Regions from separate parts of the Homo sapiens genome. Here region 2 is linked to region 1. A link is a loop called in an ENCODE intact Hi-C map of the cell type or tissue named here. Cell type or tissue: IMR-90. All regions are shown on one strand.

Evidence for each region. Hi-C counts contacts between places; a loop is a spot of excess contacts. Peaks named below come from ENCODE experiments on the same cell type or tissue, not always from the same donor. Only the 100,000 strongest peaks of a DNase experiment are listed, where the experiment ranks them.
Region 2: it touches region 1 in a loop (2.3-fold over the local background); 1 of 110 quality-filtered maps calls a loop at or near these places.

Annotation. Positions count from the first base shown.
Region 1 is chr7:81,109,169-81,114,168 of GRCh38, forward strand. No RefSeq gene overlaps it. Among named protein-coding and RNA genes, the nearest start is that of SEMA3C, 190 kb to the left of the region's middle. In IMR-90, no CTCF peak of the experiment used is centred here; DNase peaks (open chromatin) are centred at 2,373 and 2,833.
Region 2 is chr7:80,824,226-80,829,225 of GRCh38, forward strand. SEMA3C (semaphorin 3C) reads right to left here. Exons shown (of 18, transcript NM_006379.5): 3 at 4,360-4,520; 4 at 3,200-3,262. Among named protein-coding and RNA genes, the nearest start is that of SEMA3C, 92 kb to the right of the region's middle. In IMR-90, no CTCF peak of the experiment used is centred here; a DNase peak (open chromatin) is centred at 2,846.

The sequences.
Region 1 (5,000 bases):
ATTCAAATTCAGAACCTCTGTTCCCTGTCAAATTCTCAAGTAATGCCTACATTATTAGTTTTGAAACTCAGATGAATGTCTTTTAAAACATACTAGAAATTCTGCTAGTGACACGAGGAACCAGATGGAGGAGGAGAAGGAGAAGAGCAGGGGAAGGAAGAGGAGGAAGAAAAGGAAAAAGAGAAGAAGAAAAGCTCTACAAATTCCCTTTCTTTTTTTTTTTTTCCAGAGCTGGATTTAGATATTGAGTTATAAAACACTTTAGATCCACAGACTTCTGACATCAAATTTCTGATAGTTCTACTTATCTGTCTGTACAATATTTAAACCTCTCCTTAAATTCCTATTTTCCCCTTTTATTTCCTCAAATTTCCTTGAGAAATAAAATAATCCTTTCATTTTATTCTGTTTTTTAAAAAAAACAAATAAAAGATATAGATATTTTTGCTGTACATCTGATTTTTTGACACATTCATATAATTTGCAGGAATCAAATCAGGGTAATTAGGATATTCATCGCCTTTAACGTTTATCTTTTCTTTTTGCTGGCAACAGTCCAATAATTCTCTACTAAATATTTTGAAATATACAATAGATTTTTGTAAACTGTAGGCACTCTACTGATTTATCAAACACTAAATCTTATTCATTCTATCTACCTGTGTTTTTGTACCCATTAATCAATCTTTCTATAGTCCCTCCAACCCCCCACAATTCCAAGCCTTTGGTAATCACCAAACTACTCTCTATCTTTATGAGATCCACTTTCTTGGTTTCCATATGTGAGTGAGAACATGAAATATTTGTCTTTCTGTTTCTGGCTTATTCAATTAACATAATGACTTTTGTAATCCCTCCATTTCTAAATTCCTATCCTTTACAATGGTATCATAGTTCAGGTTTTCACACTTCCCATTTGGAATTATCCAGTTTTCTTTTCCAATTTACTAGGCATGCAGTTCTTAGTTCCAGTGATTTTTCAACACAAATATTAGAATAAATATAAAAATACGATTCCAAATTTGCTTTTGTTTTAGTCTCAACAGATTTGGGGAAAGTATTTATTTTAAATAACAAGAAACATAGTTTTAAAAATCAAACATGACATTTCTAATTGAGGAGGAGGAGTCTAAAGGCAGCAATCTGAGTTTGACCTATTTCTGTTTTAATAGGAGATATGTACTGACATGTTAAAAATTTGTCTATAGATACAACTCCTTAAATAAAAACAAGACCACCATAAATTTACAATATTATTTTATGTCATAAATGCTGACTAATTTCTGCCAAATATATTTTGTATTAATTTTGAGACAACCAAAAATTGTTTGCTTAAAAATTCCTTTTACAAAAGAGCAGATCAAAGAGCTTTTCTTACTTACTATTGAATTATTTTGATCAATATTTGTGTAAATGTAGTACTATCTGATTCTCTCTCCATAGTGGTGAGAAATAGTCATGTTCAAATAAGTCAGTATTATTCACAGGTTTAGCAGAGGTACATGGCTATAGCAATTGTGTGTGATAGGATATGCCAATTAATTTGGTAACTGTGGTCACTGGGCGTGACAGTTTAGATTGGGAAAGTTTATTTGCCTTGGATGACAAAAAAAAAAAAAAAAAGAGAGAGAAACAAAAAAAGAAAAGAAAGAAAGTGATCCTGAAAGTGATCCAGAGCTACTTGAGAATGAGGAGAATCAATAAAAGGGAAAACCATCAACAACATAAATTACACTTTTCTTAAGTGCTTGCTTTTCAGGTGCAATTCCAATAATGGCAGCAAATGACTTGCCAATATTACTGTGAAAGAACAGGGTCAACGGTCACTCTACTATTTATCCTCAATCTCTATCTGCCATAAAGAAAAGACTGCTCTTTTAGAACCCAGGGTTTAAAACTATGTCCCTCAATATTGCTAGGTATTCTCACTTTGGTTTTTTTTCTCTAAAAATATGGACAAAATATATATCTGAGAAAAACTGCCTGGGGGTTAGTGTGAATTCATAGGGATGTCTTTGAAGACATAGCACTATTTGGAGACCATCAAATGTATAAACCAGCAGCAGAGGTTTAAAAAAATGGATTTACAGTATTGTAAATTGCTGAATTACTTTAAATATGCTTGAGATAGTTCAACAAATTTTACTTACAGTTATAGGATGGGGAGTTGTGAAAGAGTTGATATATCACCATAAATAATATATAAATAATACACATTCTGCTCTTAAGGGTCTAATAGTCCAGTAAAAGAGAAAGTACCTACATTACTAAATATAATGCAAGTTTGTTGTGTTCAATTATTGTGGTCAAGCCGATAAGTCCAGTGGAGTGGAGGAGAAGGATTCCTAGGTGATGAGACATTTGTCTTGCAGTGATTGCATTTCATCAAGGCTGTGTGTGTGTGTGTGTGTGTGTGTGTGTGTGTGTAGCAGTAAGACATAATAAATTGAAAACTCAGAGAAGATGGTGAAAATAGATTTGAAGTATGATCTCCCATAGTCAGAAAGGCCCATTTAAAGGATACTACAAATGAAATTATGAGAGTCCAATTGATGTATTTTCTAATTATGAGAGCAAGGTCCTTTTAAGTTATATAAGGTAAATGGAAATGTAACTTTAGGGTTTCAAGGGGTTTGAATTCTGTGTCTTGTTGTAGCATACTCTCCACTATTCTGTATTCCCCAGCCTGCTGTGATTTCACAGATCTTAAAGGCAAATATCACAGTTACATTGTTCTCCTTCTTGTAAACTCTGTGAACCACACAGCAATGCATATTTATCCTTGTCTGTTTCCTGCCACACAGGCCTGCTCTGTTCTCTTTCCTCTCCCCCCACCACTGACATCCAGATGCACAGGGGCACACGCACGCACCCACGCTCAAGAAAGATTTATGTTTCTGCTTGATGACTACCTATTAAATACAGCCTTTGGCTAGATGAAGATCACTAAAACATACACAGAGTAGAAAACATTTATATAAAGAGAAGCAACGTCAAGTTCAGAAAGTTAATGCTAGAAGCTAGCCATCCGAATAGGATTAGCTTAGTTTCAGTGGATATTTTTCATTCAGATATTAAACTCTCTTTCCCCCTGTGAAGATTATTATTTTGCACTCCAAACATCTAGAGCTAACTGAACAAAATAAGCTACTTGTCTAGACGTTGCCTAATAGACCACGGGGAAAGGGGAGCGAAAACGGAGAAGGTTTGCAGCAGCAGAAATATCTGGACAATCAGTTAAATACTTATATGATGAAACGTTTTCAGAAAAAAGAAAAGTATTGATTACACTCAACATGTACTTTCTGTGGAGGATTATTTGACTAGTTTATATTCAAAATAAAGCACACGACAATTTAAAACTTGTTTATTTATAAAAATGATGCATTCCTAATTTTGGAGAGACTTGAGTAATTTAGGTATAATTATGGTAAGCAGTGGACACACAATAAAGTGAATTTACAGAAAAGAAAAAAATATGCTGCTTAACTCTGCTATTATATTTGCACCCTAAGTAGAATAGACTAGAATTTGCAGGAAACACAGAGGTTCACTAAAACTAATTCCATTTCCTATCAATGTTGTTCCAAAAATCTTCAAGTGGTCAGAAAGATTTCAGAAATATAGTAGAACTTGTATGTACACCTCATTGAATTTTAATTCCTATCACAAGTCCCACCCTTACAGTATCCCTGCCCTTTACAAAGATAACAATAACTACTTTCTTATTCTGTGCATTTTCCAACACTCTTTTGTCATTTGTAAGACAGAAGAGTCTTTTATCATATACAAGACTGGAAGAGTCTTTTATGTTAATTAATGCCTGAGTAGGAATAGCGTCACCTCCTTTACTTCAAAACAGGAGAATTATCTGGTAGATGAACTGGAGAACTTTTATTGTGGAAAACTGCAGTAAAAAGTGAGGTGTGGTAGTGCCAGAAACAGAGACCCCATATCTAAAATACATAGTAAGTTTCAGAGAATATATCTTAAAATGAGAGGGAAAGAAGAGTGAGACAAGAAAGAGTGGCTGGGGATAGGGGAGCTTGGAGTGTGGATGAAGAATTAATTGGGAGATGATGGAAGTTGTATCTCTCTCTATCCTCTCTCTCTGCTTCTCATCCTGTGTGTGTGTGTGTGTATGTGTGTGTAAGAAAGAGAAAATAGGCTTTTTAAAAATGTTGCTGTGCTAATATCCTTATTTTGCATTTTCAAGAAACGTCACAAAGCTTTTAGGCCTTTGACTACTATATCATAATGAAACAGAATTTTAGGTAACTTGACTTTATGTTGGCTACATCTGTAAATGCCATATTTAGGTGTATTAAAGAATATTTTTAAAAGATAAAATCACCAGGCATACAGATATGAAATAAACATGTGCCAAATATTTTATTTAACTCATTAATTAATAAGGGATTCAGTAAGATGTTACAACATAGGTAAATCAGGAATGACAAAAAGAATTTAAAAATAGATGTAAAACTGGCTTTTTTTTTTCCACAAAGAGATGGGGAATTAATTGATTGTCTCTTCACTGGAGAGAATTCATTTTAATAATATGCAGCGCTCTCAGCTGATGGAGACAGCCTGGAGGTGTAAGCTAGTCAGGACAGTAATACTTTTTGCCCATTTCAAAGTCTTTTACGATTTTTTCCTGGCAGCATGTACTGGTTTCATACTGGTTTTAAAATTAGAATTTAGCAACTTCTTTTTTAAAATGCCATAAACATATAAACTGAGTAGAAAATGAGAACAAAGCCAAAATATTAGTGATTCAACTCGTTTTTTTCAGTGTTTAGAAGGGTTGCTTGGTATCATCATATCCTCAGACTTTTCTAGTTATCTAATTTTCCATCTGAATAAATGCTTTTTAATTGCTATATTGGAACCACACACTGCCAAATCTTTCACTTCTGATTCCTACCACATCCACACTCTTCTTCTTCCTAAAAGAGACCTGAAATGCCCTGTGCATGATCTGTTGTTCCTCTCCCACT
Region 2 (5,000 bases), 280 kb before region 1:
ATTAACAGAGCTAAAAGCAGAAAGTTTTAGCTTAATGAAAATATACTTCTAAAATATATATATAATAAATGCACTACAAACATAATTAATCTAAAAGCATTAATAAACTCATCATCTACTGTGTCCTACCCGCAAGCCCTGACAATCAGTTGGAACGAGTTCACGTGCTTGTATGCACTGTGACCTGAAGGGGTGAGTAGATATTTCCCAGGCTGAAAACACCGGAAGATAATTGAAGGAAAAGAGAATCAATTGCATGCAGCACATACCAAAGGCTGGAAGAGAGAGAGGGTACAACTTTTTCGAATTTCAGTATCATTGAAATAAAAGGTTAACAGAAGTTCTAATATGATTACTACAAAATCTATCAAACCTTTCTTAAATAACCCAGCTGTGCTTTGTGTGTGTCCCTTAGCATTTATCATTTTCTCTCTGGAGGGATAGCATGTTTTAGTGGCTAAGGGTACAGAATCCAGAGCTGTATGTGACTTAATCAGACAAAGACCATCCCACTTCACAGCAGCACAGCTTAAGTTTCTCACTTTCTTAGTAATGCAGTTATTTTATCTTAGAAATACAGGTGGTGACAATAATGTCCACCTTGCAGTATTGTTATGAGGATTAAAATAAAGCACTTAGAACAGGACCTGGCGTGTTCCATTAAATGTTGGGTATTTTTTCTGAATATCAGTGTATATATGTCTCACCATATCTAGCACATTGTAAAGACTTAAATGTAAGGACTCCATCTAATTCACCTCCAGTTTCTTCACAACAACTAATTTGTGCAAATTGAAAGAATTCCTGTATTTTAAAAATATTAGGTTATTAGATAGTATTTATTCCAACTTTTAAGAAGTTCTTAAGTATGTCGTTTCATTGAGAAATGTAAGAAGGATAGGTTGTTCTGTACAACTTTCAAAGATCTATTTCACATTATTTTTCTGCTACAGGACTTTTTTTTCCCATAGCCTAAGTAAAGGACACTTCTATAAGTATTTCACATGTATGAAATGGGATGGATTTGTCAGACATTCTTTTCTTGCACAGACCAAACATGTATTTTTTGATTAGTATTTCCCAGCACTCAACAATGTTGTATGGACAAACAAAACCTGTCCAGCCGAGTCCTAAAAATACATAGGAAAGAGCACTCCATTAGATATTTCCCTTGTGTATAACTGGCCATATAGTAGAATTTAAAATATCCACAAATTACAGCATGACAAAACTATGGGAAAATGTCAGCATGTATTGAAGATTTTTATCTAATAACGTTTAATTGTCAGAAAGCAAAACAAAAACCCCAGAGGGTTTCTACTTTGACAAAGGAAGTAAGAAACCAAATGACTTGTCTAAGATTCTTCAGAAACTCGGCAGCAATTTTTGGAAATAGAATGTACAAAGGTACCTAAATTCTGCACATTCTGCCTATGGCAGTTCATATGAATGAGAAATGCAAATCCTTTTGAACAAAGGACAATGCAATTCAGTATAGCCACGGGATATTATTGTGGCAAAAGGCAAGGCATGATCAGACACACATCAATGGGAAAAAAATCTCATTAGAGAATAAAAGAAAACAGTTTAATTCATCCACAATTATTAAAATAATAAGGAACAAAACATCATTCTCTGCAACATTATACTTCATTCTACCATTGGTTTCCTGGAATGTCATTGTAATGTATTTGTTTAAGTGTTTCTTCTACATTTTTCTGGATTTTTTCCCCCAAGATTGTGGTCTAACAGATCCCTTGGATAGCAAATATGCCCCTGCAAATTTCTCCTGCCCACTTTTAAATTTTTTTATTGGATAAATCACTCCAAGAACCCTCTAGCAAGGCCAGAGATCCTACCCTCCAGAGTCTTCCATGGCCCTGCCTTGAGCCAAAAACTTTTGCAACTTTACACCTGGGGCTGTTAGGAGTCAATGAAAATAAATGTTTCATTTCCTCAATCCCATATTTCCACTTTCCACAGGATTAGTATTTTTCCCATGTTCGGTCTTGTCTGATCCATCTCTACTTCCAAGACTCAGGGCAGTCTTCACTCCTGAAATCAGCATCTCTTGACCCTACCACAAAATAAATGCTTAGACAACATTTTTTAACACTAAGGTGGTCTATTACTTGTTATGACCTGAGACCTGAATGTATGTGTACGTGTTGACTCGTCTGTCCACCCAATTACCATATTTCCAGCTTATTTCTAAATTAGTTTGTATATCTATGCTCATTTGATTATGGCAGACTTTTCTAACAAGGTAATAAAGTTGACTGGAGTCAGAACTGTTTCTGTCTTTGCACCAATTATGTCTTTGGCAACCAGCTCCATGCTAGATATATAACAGGTGCTGAATCAGTATTTATTGAGCAAATAATGGAAGGAATGAATGAAGAAAGGAACCTCTTTACCAAACTATTTTTGAAAGACAGGGTGATTTTGATGCTTGGCTGTATTACATTTTCATTATTTGAGGCAAAATGGTGAGATGACTTATGTGCTCCATTATAAACATTAAATGACGTGTACACATTAAAGATCTGCTCCACGTATTTGTTTTAGAATATTCAAGAATGGCAATGTATTACTTTCAGCAAGTCATTTGTAGAAATCAATATAGATTTCTTCCTTGATTATTTTGAATCTCACCTAGAGGAATACAATTTGCACAGGTATTGCATACTGAACATATATTGATACTTATATCTGCCTCTATTGCTGTTTCTGTGGCTATTTTTAATTAACAAAGGTACCATTTATCACTGGTGATTTGTATTTATGGAATTTGCTGGCTAACCACTACCCTTTTGCCAAGAATCTTTGTTTGGAAAAGCCCACAGGGTATCTGGGAGCTGCTCCAGACACTTGCATTATCATCGTTTCAGGAGCCTGCTGAGAATTCTGCAGGTTGAATCCACTAGGAACAGAGGTTATTAATGAAATCCATCATGAAATGTATCTGAATGAAATAATGAAAGCAAGGCAAGCAATTTTTACCCAGTTAGGAATTCTGAAGTTACAGAGAGCCCAAGAGTTCCAGTCTCCTCAAGGTTTAGGTTTTTAGCCTGTGTCCAGCAAAAATTTAAAACACCACCATCCTTGTCTCATTTTTGGCTTCCCTCAAAGTACATGGATTCGAAAACCAAATATTTAAGTTAGTGTTTTTTTTTTTTTTTTTTTTTTTAACACTTACTGTGGGATCTTTGCCAGCCATTTTGCATTCTTCAACTTTGATTGTAGATGCTGGCCAGAAAACCTGCTCAGAAAGAAAAATAAAGGTTGCATAATCTCACCTGGACATATGACAGCCCAGTGCTCTTCATTTACTTTTTGTTAACAGATTTATTTAAGGTGATCTTACACTAAGACTTTAAAATTCTTTCTTTTTTATCAATTCATTAATAAAGATTCTATTATTTTAACAATTACAATTATTTTTATTTCTTCCAACAGTGTTTCCTTTCACAAATGCTTTTCAATAACATATGTTCATTTACTAATTGTATATTAAAATAAGATCATTATTAACATAAATGTGAACAATACAATTTTTCACTCCTTTTGACATAGTACACTTTTCCCAACTGCTTATATGACAATAAATCTACACTTACATATCTTTCTCAGTTAGTATTATTTTTGGTAAATCACACAACCAGGCTAGTAGATTTACATAAGATGGGCCCCTGGGTACTTCAATAGCTAAAATAACTTGGATGAAAACCAAGAGATTCCCTCTCTCTGAAATACTGTGCTAGTACTCTAAGTAGTTGCAGCCTTGGGTCCAGTTTGGCAATAATCATTAATTTTTTTTAGTTGTCAGTCCATTGCCTGTGTTAACACTTCTGCAAATGCAGAAGTCTCCTTGTTGTAATAAATTTATAATTAATCTACATGTATTTTTTTCACTACAGTGAAGCTCAATTTTATTTCCTTGTGAAATGGAATGATAAATATAGGCCATACTGGATCAAGTAACAGCGTATTTAATAGCTGTTTTCCTTTCAGGCCCTTCACTGGTTACACAGAGATGACAAAGTAGATCTTCCTTTTCTCTGACCATTTCTTTCATGCACTACCCTATAATCCCTTTTTTCTTTATATATTTATACACAGGTAGTATTTTTTCAGTTAGCTCCAGGTTTTGAATTGTTAAAAACTATGGAACTAGACGATGAGAACTGAACTTAATACCTTTTCAGTCCATGAAATAAGTACTAACTTTCATAGTAACATGGGACCAGTATTTTCTATTGTTCTAATAAAATGCATATTATTTTTTACTTATTTATTTTTTTTAAAAAAGAGACATTGAAAAGGTGGACACTGTCCTCGTGAAAGTGATAAACTTACACTCAAAGCTTCTTGACTTATATTGTTAATATTCAGGGAAAGAATGTGATCTTTGCTTCCCACATATATCCGGTCCTGATCTTCATCCATTAATAAAATCCTGTAGTCTAAAGGATGGTGGGAAAGGCTGAAGTATTCAGAGGTCTTGGTTTCTCGAAGTTCTGAAAGAGTGAACAGCACAAGTGTAGATACAGTATCCTGGTTCTATAATTCTATTATTTTAATAAAAACTATTATGCAAATATTCCAAAAAATGTCAAGGTACATTTTCTTCTACAGTAAGAAATTAATTTTAAAATAGAGTTATGGGCTAGTTCCCTGTAATCTCAGCACTTTGGGAGGCAAAGGTATGATGGTCACCTGAAGCCAGGGGTTCAAGGCCAGCCTGAGCAACATAGTGAGACCTTGTCTCAACAAAAATTGTTTTAGAAAATTAACTGGGCATGGTGGTATGTGTCTTTAGTCCCAGATACTTTGGAGGCTGAGGTGGGAGGATCTCTTGAGCCTAGGAAATTGAGGTTACAGTGAGCTATGATCATGCTACTGCACGCCAGCTCTGGCAACAGAACGAGACACTGCCTCAAAAAAAAAAGTTATGTTAATGGGCATTTTAATTTATATTTGTACTGAAGTAAAACATA